Linked DNA regions of Mus musculus: region 1 is linked to region 2. A link is a loop called in an ENCODE intact Hi-C map of the cell type or tissue named here. Cell type or tissue: heart. All regions are shown on one strand. Links, peaks and the distances in the headings refer to the core of each region. The heading gives the core; the rest is flanking DNA.

The links. A loop is a pair of places that touch in the nucleus more often than their neighbours do. Peaks named below come from ENCODE experiments on the same cell type or tissue, not always from the same donor. Only the 100,000 strongest peaks of a DNase experiment are listed, where the experiment ranks them.
Region 1: it touches region 2 in a loop (4-fold over the local background); 2 of 42 quality-filtered maps call a loop at or near these places.

What each region holds. Positions count from the first base shown.
Region 1 is chr3:153,942,424-153,947,797 of GRCm38, forward strand. It overlaps Acadm (acyl-Coenzyme A dehydrogenase, medium chain), which reads right to left and starts at 2,220. Exons shown (of 12, transcript NM_007382.5): 1 at 1,973-2,220. The coding sequence starts at 2,002. In heart, for the core only: no CTCF peak of the experiment used is centred there; a DNase peak (open chromatin) is centred at 2,188; H3K4me3 peaks cover 2,265 bases; H3K27ac peaks cover 2,693 bases.
Region 2 is chr3:154,325,442-154,330,815 of GRCm38, forward strand. Lhx8 (LIM homeobox protein 8) reads right to left here and starts at 5,119. Exons shown (of 9, transcript NM_010713.2): 1 at 4,831-5,119; 2 at 2,914-3,000; 3 at 2,564-2,725. The coding sequence starts at 4,911. In heart, for the core only: no CTCF peak of the experiment used is centred there; no DNase peak of the experiment used is centred there; H3K4me3 peaks cover 2,853 bases; H3K27ac peaks cover 874 bases; H3K27me3 peaks cover 3,410 bases.

The DNA of each region.
Region 1 (5,374 bases), core at 306-5,305, 380 kb before region 2:
ATAGTTCTGAGCCACCTAACATCAGTGTTGAGAAGCCAACTCAGGCCCTCCGCAAGAGCAGTAAATATTAAATGAGAAAAAAATGTAAATTGCTCAGTCATTCTCATTCTCTCTCTCTCTCCCTCCCTTCCACCCTCCCTCCTTCCGTGTGTGTGTGTGTGTGTGTGTGTGTGTGTTCAAGTGCAGTTTTTGGTGGTGCTGTTTGTTTTGTTTTTGAGACAGGTCTCAATACGTAGCTGTGGCTGATTTGGAAATTTACTTTGTACACAAGGCTGGCCTTGAACTCCCAGAGAGCTCCCTAACTCTACCTTCATAAATGCAGGGTTAAAGGCTTGACCCACCACACCAGGCCCTAATAATTTGGTTTGTGTTCCTGTTAGGACAAGTTCTTTTGAAGTAGTTTAGGATAGCCCCCAAGCCCACCGTGGAATCCAGGCTAGCCTTGGGATCTCAATTCTTCTGCCTCTACTTCCGAGATTAAATGAAGACCACCACTCTACAAAACTGGTCAGCTGCATTTTATACAACTTAAGTGGCGGGCCCATTACTGGGCTCCTTATATACTGACATTAGTCATTCAATTAGAGTAGCTTAATGCACGCACGAGCCTGCTCATTGCTTGTGCAGAGAGGATGTGCAGGTCTGTGTGTGTCTGTGTGTGTGAACACACCTGTCTGTGTATGTGAGTGTGCACGTGTCTGTGTGTAGACAGCTTAGAAACAATAAAAAAAAGAACAGGGTTAAAAACTTAGCATTACAACATAGAGTTTAAGTTTTGCAAACACCCGTCTGGGAACAGTTCCAAACACACAATTTGTATTTACACCTGAAAATCAGGCTCACTAATCCTAGGAGATAACTGGAGATTATTAAAATAAGACAGCCAGGCTTGAAGGCAGAGGTGAAGCTGTGAGCGCCGCACCACCCTGGACTACAAAATGAGACCCAATATAAAGAACGACGACACTCTGAAACTCTAAAGTCAGAAGAGAATTGCGTTTATTATTCCTGGCTCTCTGCCAAAACCAAGGAATTCCAATATGGGAACACTACTAACTTTAGTCTTCAAGCCCGCAACTACAGCATAACTAAGTAACGAATTACTTAGAAATTTGACTCTTGGTTTTATCCCGGTGTGAAAAATAGGATAAAGGAATGCATTTTCTGTTTTGTTATGGTGTTAGACTTTCCCTCTCTTGTCCTTGGAGGCACCAAGAAACCTGTAGTTCTGTTGTCAGAATAAAAAATAACTTTAAAACCCTTCAATTTCTGCTTTCAGAACCTGTTGAGTTGTATAGTAATGGTGTTGTAAATTCTAAAACTACAGCTTTCGGTGCCAGAGGCAACTTCAGTCCAGTTTTAGGTGGTATAAATGGAGGTTTGTACGAACACATCGCTAATATAACAAACTAGTGGTTAAAACAGCTTAGGAGACAAAACTCTGCAGGGTACAACATTTAGAAAGCAAGCTTCATGAAAATTCTTCGGTAGGCTTGTCTCCCTTTTGTTTTTTGGAAGGGTGCCTGTACATCACAAAACCACAGGCGTCCTAACCCTGTTGGTGCGAGCGGAGCGGCCCACTTCCCTTTCCTTCGTGTTGTGCCTGTGTTCTGTGCACACCCAGGATCAACCTGTTTGGATCCTAACACTTGTTCACGCCCGTGGCTACAGAACCACACACTGATGCCTTCCTGGGGTGGGACTACAGTCAAAGTTTTTTGGAAGTGATCGCCTCTGCCACAGCAGGGTTCTGACACCGGGTTCCCTTCAAGAAGCGTGGGTGACTGGAGAGAAGTGGCTGAGCCCATTGACCCAGAATGAAGCAGGTCCGCAGGGCCACGCCTGCAGGGGTCAGAGCCCGGAGATCAGTGAGGGAGGGCGGCAGGCAGCGCGGGGGGACGCCCGCAGGCTCCCGCTTTCCCCCAGGCCGCGTAGGGCCGACCCTCCCGATACCACCCGGTCACCCGCTCACCCTGCAGCCTCTGCGGAACGCCGCTGCCATGATGGCTCCTCGATCTGCTGCCTCCGACCACCTCCGTGCAGCAAGCAAAACGGACGGGGGTCCCGCCCCCAGGAGGCGTGGCTTGGAGGGAGGAGAGGGGCGGGCCTTAGACTCTAGGGGTGCGGAGGCGTGCGGGTCAAAGTCTGCAGACCTCGGGGGCGTGGCCTAGGGAGTCCCTTTACACACAGATGAGGTCTGAGCTCTCAGACTGACTTCGGCTGAGAGACAGAGGGATGACGGGTCCAAGCAGAAGACCTTGGGCGTGGTCTTTGCAGGCTCAAGGGGTGTGGCCTGGGAGGCGGGGCTAGATGAGGGAGGGTCTCGGGTCCGGACCTGGGCCAGAAGAGGGAGTGGCCTGAAGGCCCTCTGCGCATGCGTCCTGCTCCCGACCTTGCCCGAGCCTAAACTTCTGTGCTTGGCCCGGAGAAGAAGACTGTGTGCCCAGTGTCACCGGAGCCCGAAGGTCACGTTCTTTCCAGAGGGCTGCCCGGGAGAGCTGGACCCGAATCTAGGCCAGAGGGCGCAGCCAGACGTTTCTAGCAGTCAGCTGTGACCTTTACTTGGAGAGTCAGATTCTTTATGGCTCCGGTATTCACTGGAACAACAAATTCTGGGCTAGATCGATAGGTAGTCTGTACTCCTTAAAATTTAAATAGGAAATTAGCTGCATGTGTAGCCAGGGCGACTAAGACATCTCAGTGCCAGGAGACTGAGAAGGAAGATCACTGCGAGTTTGAGGCCAGCGAGAGCCAAGTAGCAAAACCTAAACAAACCAAAGCACAATAGTGTTTATTTCATCTATTTTTCTGAACGTTTTCAAGGCTACTTATTATCCACTTATATAGATGTGGGAAGCATCCTTGGGAACCCAAGCTGAGCCTATCCAAAAGCTCCCCAGACAGTGAACATTGGGAGTGAAATTTTGCTCATGAGTTTGTAAACTTTGCTTAAATTCCCATTGTCTTCCAGTTAGACCTTGTGTCTGAGATGGTAGCTGTGGTGTTATAAAGATGAGAGATTATAAAACTTCTTAGTGTTGGGTACCTTAGTTGCCAAAGATTAAGCTGTCAATAGTCCTCTTGCTCTCTGCTTCAAGGAACTGGGAGACAGGAGCTTATTTTTGAGACTAATGAACAATGAAAAATTCTCATCTTCTCTCTGTCTTACCTGTAGCATTGTCAGGCACACCAAAGCCTAGAAAAGGTATGTGGATTCCATTGTGAGATAAATGCTCAGATCTATAAGATTAATCTTTCAACATCAACAATCTTTCCTGAAACATAGTTTCTAATGGTTGTAAGGGAACATTCCAGAAAAAGGTATCTTCCTTTGAATGGCCTGCTAGTCTGATGAGCTGTTTAAACCTCTGATTGTGGAATGTTCCAGGTCCACAAACAACATTATCTGTGCCATTTTTAGCCTCCTTGGCAGCCATTTATTGCCTTCCTTTATGTGTAAGCTAACAGCTTTGTGACCATTAGGTACATTCTTTAGAATATTCAGGCACACACCTACCTCCCACCAACCAGATGGCAAATGTTGTCAGATAGCATTGGAAGCCTATGGCTTTTTTTTTTTTTCTGTAACATTTCTACTAAAGTATTTGAAAAGTACTTTGATGTAAATATGACCTTCTTTGCTCTGTTTCCATTAAGCATCTTGATATTGCTACTTCATTGGAACAGAGACTTTGGGGTAGCCTGGAGAGATGCTTTGAGAGCGTGTCTCTCTGTCTCTGGTACAGTGTGTTTGCTTCACCTCACATTCACTCTCAAACAGGAATAACAAGGGTTAGCGATCTTACAATATTTGACTGACTGTATAGCATTAAGGAGTTGGACCCAAAGTTAAGAGAACAGATGCAAATGAAGGTAGCAGACTTTTATCCTTCTCAGCAATCTTTGAGCCCAAGTGAAGAGTTGGAGCTTTTTTTTGGGGTGGGGGGGAGTGTTGTTGTTGTTTTTTTTGAGACAGGGTTTCTCTGTATAGCCCGGGCTGTCCTGGAACTCACTTTGTAGACCAGGCTGGCCTCGAACTCAGAAATCTGCCTGCCTCTGCCTCCCAAGTGCTGGAATTAAAGGCGTGTGCCACCACCGCCCGGCAAAATTTATTTATTTATTACATGTAAATACTCTGTAGGTGTCTTCAGACACCCCAGAAGAGGGCATCAGATCTCATTACAGATGGTTGTGAGCCACCATATGGTTGCTGGGATTTGAACTCAGGACCTTCGGAAGAGCAGTCAGTGCTCTTAACCGCTGAGCCATCTCTCCAGCACAGAGTTGGAGCTTTTGGGTAAGAGCAATTTCTAAGAATTTGATTAGTCTCAGAACTAATTTGAACATAACACGCTCCAACTCTAAATATTTATATAACACATTGTCATGTGAGTTCTGTTGTCACATCTGTCTGGACAGTTAATCTCTATCATCATTTAATATCCAGACATAGTCAATATGTGCATTTCTCCAGTGACTTTTACATGTAATTTGTTTTCAAACCAGAATTCTATGAATGTTTTCCTACTTCAAATTGGTTTTAACTTCTTCTATTTTAAAATTTAATCAATCTTTAGCCAACAATAGCATCTTTTTAAAAAATATGTATATTTGTATGTCTCTGTGCACATTGAGGCCAAACGATGATAACGGATTCCCTGGAACTGGATATAGGTGATTGCCAGCTGCTGGCTGTGTGTACTGGGAACCAAACTTAGGTCCTCTGCTCTTAACCACTAAGCTGTCTCCTCAGCCCCCCTCTTGTTTTCTTTAAGAGGCCAAGCCAGTTGTCCTGAACAATGGCCCCTGCTGTACATTCATATTACTTCACATGAGCAAGTCTTTAATGTCAGCTTTGTCTCCTGATGATGGTTGGTTGTAGCAGTGAGTTTAGCTACACCACTTTGGCTCCTGGCGGATTTCACAGGATCTTTGGATTATCGAATGAAAGACACACACACACACACACACACACACACACACACACACACACACGTTGATTTTTGACTTGCCACAACTAGCTCAAAGGTTGGGCACTCCTAAACTTTTACCTAGTACCCAACTCCAATTGGGAAAGTGGCCAGAGGCCACTTCTTACAGGGCTGGTTGGTTTAATCTACTGTAGCTCTTCTGTCCCATCCTCCTCTTTTGAGTCATAGTGAGTCTCCATCTTCCTTTCTCCCACTTCCTAGCCCACATAATCTAAACGTTGAGCCCCCCTCTCTCCTCCCAGCCATTGATCTTTATTGATTGATTAAAGACTAATTGGGGGCAAGGACCTTCATCGTTTCGACGGGTAGATCCCTGATTAATTGAAAGCATTGGAACCAATCCCCAAGAGATGATTATTTGATAAAAGTGGTGATGCACAATC
Region 2 (5,374 bases), core at 180-5,179:
TAGACTTTGACATGGGAACAAAACAAATGACCACTGAGGTTACCTGAGGTGGATGCTGCCCCCCTAAACACTGCAGTTCAGTCCCCCAGTGGAGACGTGTGTCCAGCTGTGCTGGCCTGCAGTGTGGATCCTGACGTGTGTTGATCAGCAGACAGGGACTACGTAGGTTTGTGCTTTCACGCTAGCAGCCAGGGTGTTTTACTGACTGAAGGAAGTTACAAATGATACTCTGAAGGAAACACTGTGATTTCTAGCTACTTATGAACCTCTTCCCTAAGCAATGTTTAATTTCTGATGAAAATTTAAGTTTGGGTCTTTCTTCAAAAGAACTATCTGTTCACTATAGAAAAATAGTTACTTGGATTAAAATAGAATAAAAAGACATTAACCAAACAGAATACTTCCTGGAAGCAGAGATGTATCTTCCTCACATTTTCCCCTAAGTTGTATCCAGTCCAAGCATCTGGAACATCCACCACTGGAGGCCTTCTTTCAATCACACCAGGCTTTTGTTTTGTTTTCTAAAACAAGGCTTTAAAACAGAGGCTGGAGTCTCTAGCTCTACAAACACCAGACCCCAGGCCTGGCTTGACACCTTTCCTCAAGGTTTCTTTTGAAAAAGAGAAGAGAGCTGCTTAACATTCCCAGTCCTTGCCAGGGAATCAGGAGGGTGGGTGGGGGGAACTCTGGGAAGGTTCTGGAACCCTTTGCTGAACTAGCATTAATCCAATATGGCTCCACACCGGGCTAGGTTAGGACAGGACTGTAGAGGGCAACAACCACAGCTGACTCTTTTGTCTGACACTGTGTGGCTGCTCCACAGGCTGGTATTTTTTTTTCATAACCTCAAAAGCTACATCTATACTGGATCAAATATTTGTTACCAGTGAGAAGTTTAGATTCAAACGTAAGATTAAGGAGCTAGCCCTTCAGCTTGGGGTAGGCGTGCTGAGAATTCCGAGTGCTTAAGTGATTGTATGGTGGAAAATTTTCAGTTAACTTATAAATCCTAGTAGAATGTGATTGTGTGTAGAAAACTTTCCTAGGTAGACTCCTGTCCAATTACAAAAGAAAACTTCACAGCACCACATAGACACACAATTTTTATATAATATGAAGACAAGCATGAACAATGTATAAAATTATGCAAGGCCAATGCTAGTGTCTGAGGCAGAATTCAGACAATATTTTAATTTTACTGTGTAGTTATCTTCCACATCTCTGCTGTGAAATGTTGAAATTGTCTTAAGTCGGGTCCAGAAACACTGCTCCAGATTCTGGTAGTCACTGAGAGCCTTGTTTCAAACAAGAAGCTGTGTTGACTCAGTGCATGGTTTTGTGGACGAAGCGAAATGGGAAATGGGATTTTAAGAATGCAGATTTAAAGAGAAAGCCAGGTTAATTTTCCGAGCTTCAAGAATCAAATAAAAACATTAGAAAATGTTTTCACTCAAGCCTCTTTCCGTGTTTTATCTGGGCTCCAGGAAGTAATATTCACGGTCCACCCAAGAAAGCAGCCTTTGAATGTTGACATTAAGTTAAAGAAACCCACTAATTCACGTTTTGATCTTTTATTCTCTGTAATTAATCCTTCTGAAAACTGAAGCTCAAGGAGGGGGACAGAAAGTGAACTGGTTTGCAACTAATTTCGTATATTGGAAAGAATTGTTTTACATAGTGGTTTTTTAAAAGCTATTGAAGTTGGAAATCCAATGTGTTCAGATTAAGACACAGGGGACCAAGATCCTGCCTGACATGACACGGGTAACTGCAGCCTGCCAGAACCTCAACTCCAAAACCTCCCACCCCGAGTGAAATATTCTGAGAAAGTTAAACCAAATTAAGACAGTCAACTCTGAAACCACCCCGTGAAACACTTCAGCTGAGGGGTTTATATGTACACCTAACTTTACAGCTAGACTGGGTACCCCCCCCCCCAAACCCTGGTAGGACATAACATCACTGTGCTTAGCAAGATCTAGGAGGTACCGAAATGGCTTCTAAAGCTTTATATAAACTTTTGCTTTGGGAAGGTTCCAGGTACCGGTAAATAAACCTATGACCACGATGCCAGTAACAGTTCAAAACTAAACATCTTTAAAGGCACTTTACAGTGTTTTTAGTTACAGAAGGAGCCGCTGCGAGAGGGAATAACACACGGAACTGGGACTAGTTAGTCTCTGTAAGACAGCAGCACGGGTGTATTGGAGAGGAGGGACCAGTTTGCAGAGTACGGGATTTTTAAGTAAGTAAAAGTCTAGACTTGGAAAACAAACAAAAGCCTATACCAGAATGGGTGGTAGTTCCTCAAGTCCTTCTTTTGCTGCTGGTGACCGAGTCCTCCGCACACTCTTGGGGTGTGTGTGGGGGAACCCTCATTTACACTGTAGACCCTATCCCTAGACTTTCACAATAAGGAAAATCCTATGGTTCCATATCATACTTCTCGCTGTGGGCCTTAAGAGTGGTGGACTAATATGCTGAGAGGTTGACACGAAGTGGGGCACTTCCCCCCCGACCTTCACACTGACTCCGTCGGGGCTCGCCTGGCCCACCATCCTACCTTGAGGAGGTATTTGTCCACAATCTCCAGGCCGCAGCTGCTGCACACACACTTGCCTGGCGGGCACACGGAGCCCGAGGCCATGGACTGGGGCGAGGACGACGGGGAAAGCGGGGCCGAGGAGGAGCAGGAGTCCTCGTCCCCGGCTCCCTCGGGATTCACCTGCAGGAACAGCCGAGCACTGGCCTTTCACGTCCCACCTCCCCACGGGGCAGCCCAAGGACTGTCCTCCGTCCCCAGCCTTCCCCATCCGCACTGTGGGGTTCCCAGACCAGCAGGACCCCTGGAGCCCCGCGCCCCGCCCCGCCCAGGGAGCTGGGGGTCCCCACTCGGGTCGCCGCCCCACTCACCAGTCCTTCTTCCCCAGCGCCTTTGCGGGTCCTCCCGGCCGCCAGGGCTGCAGGCCGCCCGCACTCCTCCGACATGAGCCCGGGGCACTGCGCCGCGAGAGCGGGAAGGCAGGGAGGGAGACAGCGGTCAGGAGCCCGCGGCGAGCACGCGGCGCCCCGCAGCCCGGGCCCCACCGCGCTCTTGAAGGGCGCGCACGAGGGCGGCGCGTGCGAGCGCCGGCACCTGAGCCCGGGCGCAGCTGGCCGGCCAGCGCGCAGCCTCCCTGGGCCGCCGCCGCCAGCGGGCGACTCGAGGACTGCGCGGCCGCTGCTCCCGGCTCGAGCCCCGCGCTCACCCCGGCGCGCCGGCCCCCGCCCCCCACCGGGGGTACCCAGCTAATAACCGGCCTCGGTGCACAAAGCGATTGCTTTCTAGACGTCAATCACCCGGGAGCGGGGAACACCCGGCTAAAGGGGGCACGGGGCGGGGGGAGGTGGAGTGAGAGAGAAGAAAAGATGACTGAGGAGGGGGTGGGGAGAGAAACTTGATTTCTTTAATAACCTCAATTAAAAGAGCAAGACACACATATATTTTTTAAAGGGGGGGCTTTTTGAATAGGATAGCCCAAAAGGTGAAGAGGTTTAATCGGATACTTGAAAGCTAATTACAGTGGGATTTAAGAAGCCTGGTGTTTGTTCCGACAATTTGAATGAAAATGCTTCAGATTAAACGGAGCCAGCAGCTCTTTGGTAAACTTGAAGCAATTAGAACCGTAAGCGATTTACACTGGTTTCTTTAAGGTGTGAATTGCCACTTAGTGCTCAGTAAGTCAACATTTTAGCTACTAAAGGATTAGTTTTAACCAGTGCAAAAGCGGGCCGAATAATGGAAATATCCAGCTGAATTTAATTTGTTCCATTAAAAAAAAAAAAAAACTCACCCAATGCGGGTCAGAATATTTTAGAGCACGCGGACGCGTCGCTCAAGTGTCCCCAATCCCTGGCTGCACTTTCAGTTTTGTTCTATAAACGAATGCAATCTCTCTGAGAAGTCTAGTTTAGGGCGAGTGGGTCCGCGGATTCCAGCAGCCCACACCCCTCGCTTTTGCGTCCCTTTGTCTCCTTTTCCTCTGTCTTCCGAAAGCTCCAGGTGAGCCAGCGGCCGCACGCCTGGGTAGCCCCGGCGCAGCTGCTCCCGGGCGCGTCTTCGTGGACAGAAAGCATCCAGACAGAAACGCTACCCGCAACCGTCAGACAAACACGAAGCCAGCACTACTCTGCCCATGTCCAGCCGATACCCCCACCCCGGCCCTGCTCTCCAACAGTTTAGGAACCGAGTTCCACCATAAAATGCGAGCACCCACGGGTCTTGCCTCCGGAGTAGGTGACAGCTTGCCAGGTCTCCCCGTTAGGCTCGCCTCGTACTGCGAAATTTGCCCTTTTGGTATTTCCAACGAAATCGTTCTTTTGTCCCTTTCTAAGAGCGGGCGGGCCCTGGAAGACTCAAGTCCCCAGGTCTGTCGCCGCCGGGTCTCAAGCCCCACATTCACCTTATCCGTGGCAAGAGCCAGCGTTCAGCAGAGCGCAGCCATTGGTATCTGGTGCCCTGAGACAAACACCTAGACCCCCGGCCCCTGCCCCAGACTGCCGCGAACAGCCCGTCACGTAGAATACAAGCAGGACTCACGTTGCCCCGTGAGCGTCTTAGGCTCCAGGTTTCGTCTCCCAAATTAGAGTGTCCATGCCTTAGGTTAAGTGAGCCCGTGGGGAGGGGACGGAGTGATTACTACCTAACGCTACTACGTAATAAAAAAAATTGTCAGGTCTGGAGACGAGGCAGTGACAGGTAGTTTCCCAGCCTGGTTTAGGGGCCGGACAACTCTCTTCTCTCAAGGAAACTCCTATTCAACAGATCCCGCCCGGTGTAGGCTCGCTTACCTTCTCGCGGGGAACCGCCAGCTCCGGCACTTCCTTTCCCTCCAGCTTACACACAAACATCTGATCGCTCTTCCAATACATGGCCCCGCAGGCGCTGCTCGTCACATACCAGCTCCAGAGGGTCAGAGGCTGTGGGTGTCCGCAGTGTCCCCTCCTCCGCCCCCAAAGGCCAAGGAAAGCTAACAGGCAGAACAGCGATGCCACCAGTGTGTCTTGTTCCAAAAAGGCCACAGTGACCGTAACCACTCTCTGACCCACTGTTCTTCCTCTCTCAGCCACACTAAGGCCTGTCCCTCCAGGAAAAGAGGGAAAGTTGTGTTTTCCAGAGGGTGGAACCTCGCAGAGAGGAGGGGGTGTGGGGGAAAAGTCTTTTCCTGAAGGGACAGCCTCACCTCCTTATGAAAAACCCGCCTTCTCTACATGTTAAGATCTTTATCTGCACCAGACAACTTACTCTGAGTTCAGTGTTAAAGGTGGGGGGGAATTGCGGATGTCCGTTAACTTGCCTTTTTTTTTTCTTTTTAAGAATAAGCTTTCTGCCTCT